Regions from separate parts of the Mus musculus genome. Here regions 1 and 3 are each linked to region 2. Evidence: chromatin loops called from intact Hi-C (ENCODE). Cell type or tissue: heart. All regions are shown on one strand.

Region 1 (2,500 bases), 430 kb after region 2:
CCTCCAAGGAGGCCACACATAACTAATCCCAGTTCTTCTCAGAGAGTGCCACTCTCTGATGACTAACTATTCAGATATATGCGTCTGTGGGAGACCATTCTTAGTCAAACCACCACAGGAACCACGTGGTACAAGGCAAGAACCAGCTCCGAAAGTTGTCCTCTGGCCTCTGAGTGGGTGTTGTGGCGTATGCCCATAATATTGCACGCACACAAACACAGACACACATAGATACACACACAAACACACACACATTCAATATAATTTAATTTAAATTTTTAATGAGGAAGGCAGTGAACAGGAACAAAGTAGAATAATATATATATGTGTAAAAATGCCAGCCATAGCTTGGTCAATAAAGTGCATACCTCAAAAGCTTAAGACGCTAATTCTATCCTCAATGCTTGGTATTGTGGTTCGAGTCTATAATCCCAGCGTGGGAGACTGAAGCAGGAGGATCTCCCGAGCTCATTGGCTGGCTAGCACAACCTAGTGGGTGAGAGGTCCTAGTGAAAGAAGTTCTCTCAAAACAGTGTAGAAGGTTGGCTTCTGAGGAAAGACACTGAGGCTGACCTCCAGCCTTCACAGGTGCACACAGGACTAAGAATATGGAGGAAGGGGATGCGATCATGAAATTCATTACTTTGTATGCTGACTTCAAATTTAAAACATATGTATAAAGACCAGGGATGGTAGTGATGAACTTTAATCACGGCACTTGGGAGGCAGAGACAGGAGAATCTCTGTGAATTTGTGGCCAGCCTGGTGAGCGGAGGGTTGTTAACCTTACAGTTTTTCCACTAAATTTCCAGGCGGTTGAGATTTGCTATTTGGTCAGGGCTGATACGGTGTCAGTACTCAACCACAAATAAGGTGAAAGAGCGAGGTTCAGAAAGAAGGGAGACGTTTTGAGACATTCTCACGGTGCCTAGGAAACTTGAATCCAGAGCGGGGACCCTTGGGTGCTGCGGATGCTCCTCCCTCGGACATCTTCCCGCAGCTCCGCCCCCGGCGCGCAGCGCTAGCGGGGCGTGCCCTGGGGCAATCCCGGACCTCGCCTGGCGGGGCGGGGCCGGGCGGAGTCGACGTTCAGTCCAGGGCTTGGCTCACCTCATTCACCAGGGACGGAAGTGTCAGCCCTGCACTCCCCCGGGTACCAGGACTAGCAGTCCGGCCTCGCCCCACTGGGCGATCAGGCCTTGGCTAGCTCCTGCGGCAGAGGCGTCATGAAGCGTGCAGGAACTCTGCGCCTGCTTTCGGATCTGAGCAACTTCACCGGCGCGGCCCGGCTCCGCGAGTTGTTGGCGGGGGACCCAGCTGTCCTAGTCCGCTGCAGCCCTGACGGCCGCCACTTGCTGCTATTAAGACCCCCCGGATCGCCCGCCCCACAGCTTCTAGTGGCTGTGCGTGGGCCCGGCCTGCCGCTGGAGCGTGCCTGGCCGGAGGGCGACCCCTCGCCGCTGGACGTCTTTTTCGTGCCGTGGCTGGCGCGACCCGCGCTGATCTTGGTATGGGAGAGTGGCCTAGCAGAGGTTTGGGGCGTGGGGATGGAGCCTGGATGGAAGCTACTTCAGAGCACTGAGCTGTGTCCGGATGGTGGAGCCCGCGTGATGGCCGTGGCCGCAACCCGAGGCCGCCTAGTTTGGTGCGAGGAGCGTCAGCCGGGTGTTAAGGACCAACCAGAGCAGCTTTCAACGGCCTTCAGCCACCGTGTGTGCTTCAAGACCCTGGAAACCAGCGGGGAGGCTGGCACCAAACTAGGCTGCACCCACATCCTGCTACACCATTGCCCCCTTTTTGGACTGATAGCCTCCCGCAAGGACCTCTTCCTGGTGCCTACTACCAACACTTGGTCTGGTGTGGCCCACCTTCTGCTCATCTGGAGCCCAAGCAAGGGGAAGGTAATAGTTGCTGCTCCATCTCTTGGTCTTTCACACAGTAAAAGCCTGAATCCCAAACAAGGGGACACTTGGGACTTCCGGACCCTGCTGCGAGGCCTTCCTGGATTCCTGTCCCCCAGGGAGCCACTGGCTGTACACACTTGGGCCCCATCTTCGCAGGGCTTGTTGTTGCTTGACTTGAAAGGGAAGGTGAGCCTAGTGCAGTGCCATGGTGGTACTCGAACCGTGGGAATCCTGCAGGAGGCCCCTGTAAGCCTAAAAGGGTCTGCAGCCCTGGGGACATTTCACGGCACTTTAGCCTGTGTCCTGGGCTCCACCTTGGAACTACTGGACATGAGCAGTGGGCGGCTGTTGGAAAAAAAGGTTCTCAGTACAGACAGAGTACATTTGCTGGAGCCTCCAGCCCCGGGCATGAAGAACGAGGAAGAGCTGGAGACCCGAGGAGCCCTACGATTGCTTTCAGCCTTGGGTCTCTTTTGTGTGTGTTGGGAAACTCCCCAAGGCCTTGAGCTGCCTTCAGACAAGGACCTGGTGTTTGAGGAGGCCTGTGGGTACTACCAGCGTCGGAGCCTTCGAGGTACCCAGCTTACCCCAGAAGA
Region 2 (2,500 bases):
GGCAATTTGAGACTTTAAGTCTCAGACAATGAGGTAGTAAACCCCCGTCCCTCCCCAGACTGAGAGAAAGTGGGCAGACGTTGGGCTCTCCGAAATCTCTGCGATGGCGTTTCAGATTCTCTCTGTGGTCTGCTGGGTGAAGGCAGTGGGTGGTCAGGTTTGAGAGGAGATGGCCGGGGTGGGATCACATTTTGTTTCTGCCGCTCTGGCTCATCACAGTGGAAGAGCCTGGCAATGAATCTGTTTCAGCCTGATCGAGAAAGAGGGTGTGGCCACCTCCACCCTGGGGCTTCATTTTGTTTCTGTTTTATCTTCTTATCCACAAGCTGCCAAACTGGCCAGCTTGATGCTCGGGTGCAGAGCCTAGCCCCATGGGCCACTGTATCATTTACCACACTCTCCTTCAGGTGGTGTGGTAGGTACAGTCTCCGTTCCCCTAAGAGGCCTGCCTACAGGGAAGTGGGGAGTGTGGTGGTGGGGAACCTCCACCCACCTCCAGCGCAGCCCTGAGTCCTGTCCTCCTCTTAGCACCCCACACCCTGTCATTTTGGCAGGGTTAAAGGGACAAGGGAAAGGGAGAGATGAATGAATTAATTTCAGGATTATTGCTGTACACGCAGCCAGCAGCCCCTGTAGTGGACCTTGTCTATAAATACAGAGTCATAATAATAAGGGTTTACGTTTATAAAGTGCGCTGAAGTCCTAAGATAAAAGGCCGTTTATTCCCGTTATTGTTCTCATCATTAACAGGAGTCAGTGCCTAAAGTGGAATTTAGCAATTTCAGACAACAGAGAAATTGCCTGTAGGAAAACAAACTCCATGCTTCAGCAAGCATTCCCTGGCGGGAGAGGCCCTGGGTCCAAACTGGGAACAAAAGTGCTTCTGATAGCACTTGAATCTGCGGCTTAGCACTTTGTGGAGCTGGCTGCTGCCTCCTTTTCATCCCCCAGAGGTCACTGTCGAATACAGATATCAGACAGAAATGTGATTACAAGCGAGTGCTACAAGAAAGGCTAGCTAGCTCACCAAAAAAATTCATCTGTGAGCAGATCCTCTGGGCCCCATCTCCTGCACACATATACCGTATATACCGTAGGTGGCGCTGTTGGCCAGGGGCTCTGTAGCTAGTGGGGCATTCCAGCACCCAGTGGCACCCAGTGGCGGGGACTGGGGACATTGCAGAGATGCTGGTGGAGGCAAGGTAGGATGGGAGTGCTATCCTGGAGGGGTGGGCTTCCCACAAAGGGGAATGGTATTTTAGTGCTCACTTTGAGACTGAGTTTCTGAGCCCTAACCAGGCTCAGCCCTGCCCCCTGCAGGTCCATCAGATAGGAAGCTAGAGAGGCGGCCAGATGTGACCTATGCTTTCAACAAAGCACAATAGTGTTTTTATATGTGCAGGGTCTAATTTTTTTTCAGAATACTTTAAAAATCTCTTTCCTGGTCATCATATCATCCACAGCAGACATGCAGTGTATGAATAGATGTAGAAAGGCATGTAAGAAGTCGGCACCACATGACCTGTGCAGAGAAGAATGTGGCCTCCTTGCTGAGCACCTGGGCATCTGTAACACACCCCACCATGGCACTTTCCTTCCCCTGGCGCTGTGCCCTCATTTTAGTATTCCAGCATGCAGTTCCCAGCCAAAGCTGCAGCTGCCTTGCTGGTATCTGCCTGGCCCCTGGAGAATGTGGTTAGCCACTTGTTTAAAGAAGTGATTTCAGGGTCCTGTGGTGGTCCTCCGCCTCAGTATTGCTAGGATGGGCTGGGGAAGGAAGGAACTGTTTCTACATGATTCTGGTGTGGTACATCTGGTCCCGATAAGACCTCAGCCTGGAAGCTGGCAGCTGTTAAGGGGAAAGATGGAGTGTGCTGGACTAGGAAGATGCTGGCTTAAATCTAGCCTCTGCCATGTGACTGTGGTATTTAGGCCAGCTTCTCACGTAGGAGAACGGTGCTTATACTACCTCAACGATTGTTTGAGGAATTTGACAATATCAGATACCTGCGTGCTCCCTGTCCTGTGGTCAAGGTGCCAAAGCATGGGATCTGAAGAAAGCCTGGCTAACTGCACTCACTGTATGGTGATGATGCTGTGACAGCCCTAGAAGCCAGGACTCGGTGGTCAGATAACTTGCACACCGCCAGACTCACTTGAGTGTGGGCCTGTACATTATGACTCTGGGAGTGGCAGGAAGTAGGGCTGCCATGTGCCCGGGACAGGAAGTAGGGCTGCAGCAGCTCTCGGGCTGAAGCCCTCTTTGGTTACCCGCCAAGCCCTTGTGCAGGCTGGAGGAGCGTGGGGCAGCGCGCATGGACCTTTCCTCAGCAGCCCCGCTCTTGCCTCAGCCCTCCCTCAGGGATGTTCACTGAGCCTGCAAAGGGAAGGGACCGGTGAGGGGGTCACAGGGAATACAAGCAAAGCAGGCCGAGAAGGCACTCTGACTGTGTCAGAAGCACGGTGGGTTCCTCTCATCCAGGCCCTGGGGACAGTTCAA
Region 3 (2,500 bases), 85 kb after region 2:
AAACAAGTGCTACTGACATTGAAATGCCATTAAAAAAAAAAAAAAGTTAACAAAAAACTAGTTGGCAATCAAATTTGTCAGGCTTGTGGAAAGATTATAAATTTCTCAGGTAAAGGGGGGAGGAGCAGATTCTAATGAAACATAAAATTCTAATAACAATAAAATTAAAAATTGACTGGAAAATGTACCTCTATCATCAAAGATGACAGACAAGAGTCAAACATTTATGACCCAGAAAAATTCCAAATTTATAACAAAAACACCAAGACCCCAGAGACAAGGAGTAGGAAGAAACAGTCTCACAGGTGAAACAGACACATGGCAAAATATTTATCCTGGCTAGCGCAGAGCGATACAAAATAACAGAGCTTTGGCTACTATCACTCACCCACTAAAGATGTGGTTTAATTCTCTCATCAAACCGGCTCACTCATTCTTTGCTGGTATACTGTGACCTCTGCCCATCAAAACCTTTAATCCAATAGTGGCTACCTTGAAATTTTTATTCTAAGGAGTTAATTCAAGACAAATTATGTCATGGCGTATGACATACCTCCAAATCTATTACATCATTCATTAAGCATTCATTCTGTTAGGATGGGGAAGTGGGGTGGGGGGTGGGGGGTAGTAGGGTTAGGGGGTGTGCAACTGAAAAACTTTTAAAATGGAAATAGGAGTGCATCAAATGATCATTTCTTACGGTTTTTTAAAACTTTATTATATTCGCATATGTTACAACAAAGCAAGAGCAGGGTGCAGTCTGAAAGCGTTTATCCTGACCAGTTCTGTGACTGTCATACACGCTCTCCCCTTCCTGTTTAACAGCCTGAGTGTTTTAGGAATGGTTTGCATCCACGGGTCTCAGATATTACTAGGTCAAACTGCCTATCTTGGATACCGCCTACCCCAAATCCAACTTGATGCCTCACACAGACATCTTTTGTGGGTCCTTCCACCTGAATTAAGTCCTAAAATAGGTTGACAATGGAACTGAAAGGTTTTTTTGTTTGTTTTTGTTTTTGTTTTTTTAAGGTTCTGAGCCCTTTTCTGCACATTTAATTTGATCTGAGCCCTGAAACCTAACAACCTTTGAGAGGGTGGGCAGGACGAAAGGCCACAAAAACCACGTTGGTGGACCTGGGCCTGGGCCCTAGAACCAGCAGGAGTCACCCTTCAGGTCCTGTCTGTCGCACAGGACACAGGGCAAGGAACCCAGGGAGCCAAACCTTTGGGAATACTCATTTTAGGATGGCTAACTGTGAGTAGCCGCCCACGGGGGAGGGTGCCGACTGAGGAATGCTCTCCGGAAGTTTCCTCGGGTTGGGGAATCTTGAAGAGGGGTGACACCAGTATTCCTCGAGGGTGCTGGGGGAGGGGAGAGGGAGGGGGTGGGGGGCAAGTCTGGGCTTCAGTATTCCGGGTGCCACACGGTCCCGAGCCGACCAGGCCTCGGCGCCCCGCCCTTTCCCAGGACGCTGGCCGGCCCGGGGCGGGGAGCGGGCGGGCGAGCGGGCGCTTACAGGTCGGTGCCGAGCCGCGTGAAGCCGGTGTTGAGCGAGGCCCGGGCTATCGGGCGCCAGAGCAGGTCGCAGCTGGTGAAGCGCCGCAGCCAGCGGCAGACTTGGGCCAGGCGGCCGAGGGCCCGCGTGTCGAGGTAGGAGCAGATGAGCAGCAGCAGCTCCTCCGGCAGGCGCCAGAGCGCGGGCCCCGCGGCCGGACGGGTGGCCGGCTCCACGGCCGCCGCTGCGGCATCCTCCGCCGCGTCCTCCGCCATGGCCGTCCGGGTTCCCGGGATGCCGCCGCACGCCTGAGGTCCCTGCTCCTGTCCTCTCTCCAGGCTGTCGTCCTCCCGCCGCCCGGCCCCGACCCTCCGCTCCTCCTTCCCCGGCTCTGCGCTGCCCTCATCCCGCTTCCCGGAGCTTCTCGGCCTTTCCTCCTCGCCTCCCTCGCCTTCCTGTCCCCGGCCTGCCTCAGCCGCCGGCCCCGCTGCCTTCCTCTCCGGCTGCAGGCCCGGCTTTCCTTCCGCCCCGCTTCCTCTTCCGCCGTGCCCGGTACCTGCTTTCCCCTTCCCTTTCCCTTTCCCTTGCTTTCCCCGCGCGACCCTCGCCTCCTGCAGTTTCCTCGCCTCCCCGCCCTCGCCTTCCCTGGGCCCGCGGTTCCCGGGGGGACCCGAGCGGCCCTGGCTGCTCATGAGCGGCCGCGGGGCCGGCTCGACGCACAGCCGAAGACGCCACCGCCTCCTCGAGAGGAGGCGACACCACGTCGGACCGGGTCACATGGGGCGGCGCGGGCCCAAGCCGAGACCCGCCCCTCACGCCTGTATTTCGGGGTGCGAACCCCAACCTGGTCACTGACATCCCCATCTTCTGGAGCACCAGGAACATCTAGTTGAAGCGTGTGTCTTCAAGACCGGATGGAGAAAGCGAGCTTGATGGCTCTCGTCTGTGATCCCGGCATGAGGCTAAGGCAGGAGGATGGCCATGAGTTCAAGGCCGGCCTG

What was found. Hi-C counts contacts between places; a loop is a spot of excess contacts. Peaks named below come from ENCODE experiments on the same cell type or tissue, not always from the same donor. Only the 100,000 strongest peaks of a DNase experiment are listed, where the experiment ranks them.
Region 1: a loop joins it to region 2, with 2.1 times the contacts of the local background. A loop is called at or near these places in 8 of 42 quality-filtered maps.
Region 3: it touches region 2 in a loop (2.4-fold over the local background); 3 of 42 quality-filtered maps call a loop at or near these places.

The regions. Positions count from the first base shown.
Region 1 is chr19:46,002,400-46,004,899 of GRCm38, forward strand. It overlaps Hps6 (HPS6, biogenesis of lysosomal organelles complex 2 subunit 3), which reads left to right and starts at 1,079. Exons shown (of 1, transcript NM_176785.3): 1 at 1,079-2,500. The coding sequence starts at 1,227. The region is part of intron 1 of 4930505N22Rik (RIKEN cDNA 4930505N22 gene); the gene reads left to right. In heart, no CTCF peak of the experiment used is centred here; DNase peaks (open chromatin) are centred at 1,102 and 1,632; H3K4me3 peaks cover 2,005 bases; H3K27ac peaks cover 1,345 bases.
Region 2 is chr19:45,572,888-45,575,387 of GRCm38, forward strand. All of the region lies in intron 4 of Dpcd (deleted in primary ciliary dyskinesia), which reads left to right. Among named protein-coding and RNA genes, the nearest start is that of Dpcd, 14 kb to the left of the region's middle. In heart, a CTCF peak has its summit at 1,126; DNase peaks (open chromatin) are centred at 1,134 and 2,214; H3K27ac peaks cover 760 bases.
Region 3 is chr19:45,658,256-45,660,755 of GRCm38, forward strand. Fbxw4 (F-box and WD-40 domain protein 4) reads right to left here and starts at 1,938. Exons shown (of 9, transcript NM_013907.2): 1 at 1,521-1,938. The coding sequence starts at 1,774. In heart, a CTCF peak has its summit at 1,159; DNase peaks (open chromatin) are centred at 1,396, 1,516 and 2,206; H3K4me3 peaks cover 1,840 bases; H3K27ac peaks cover 1,778 bases.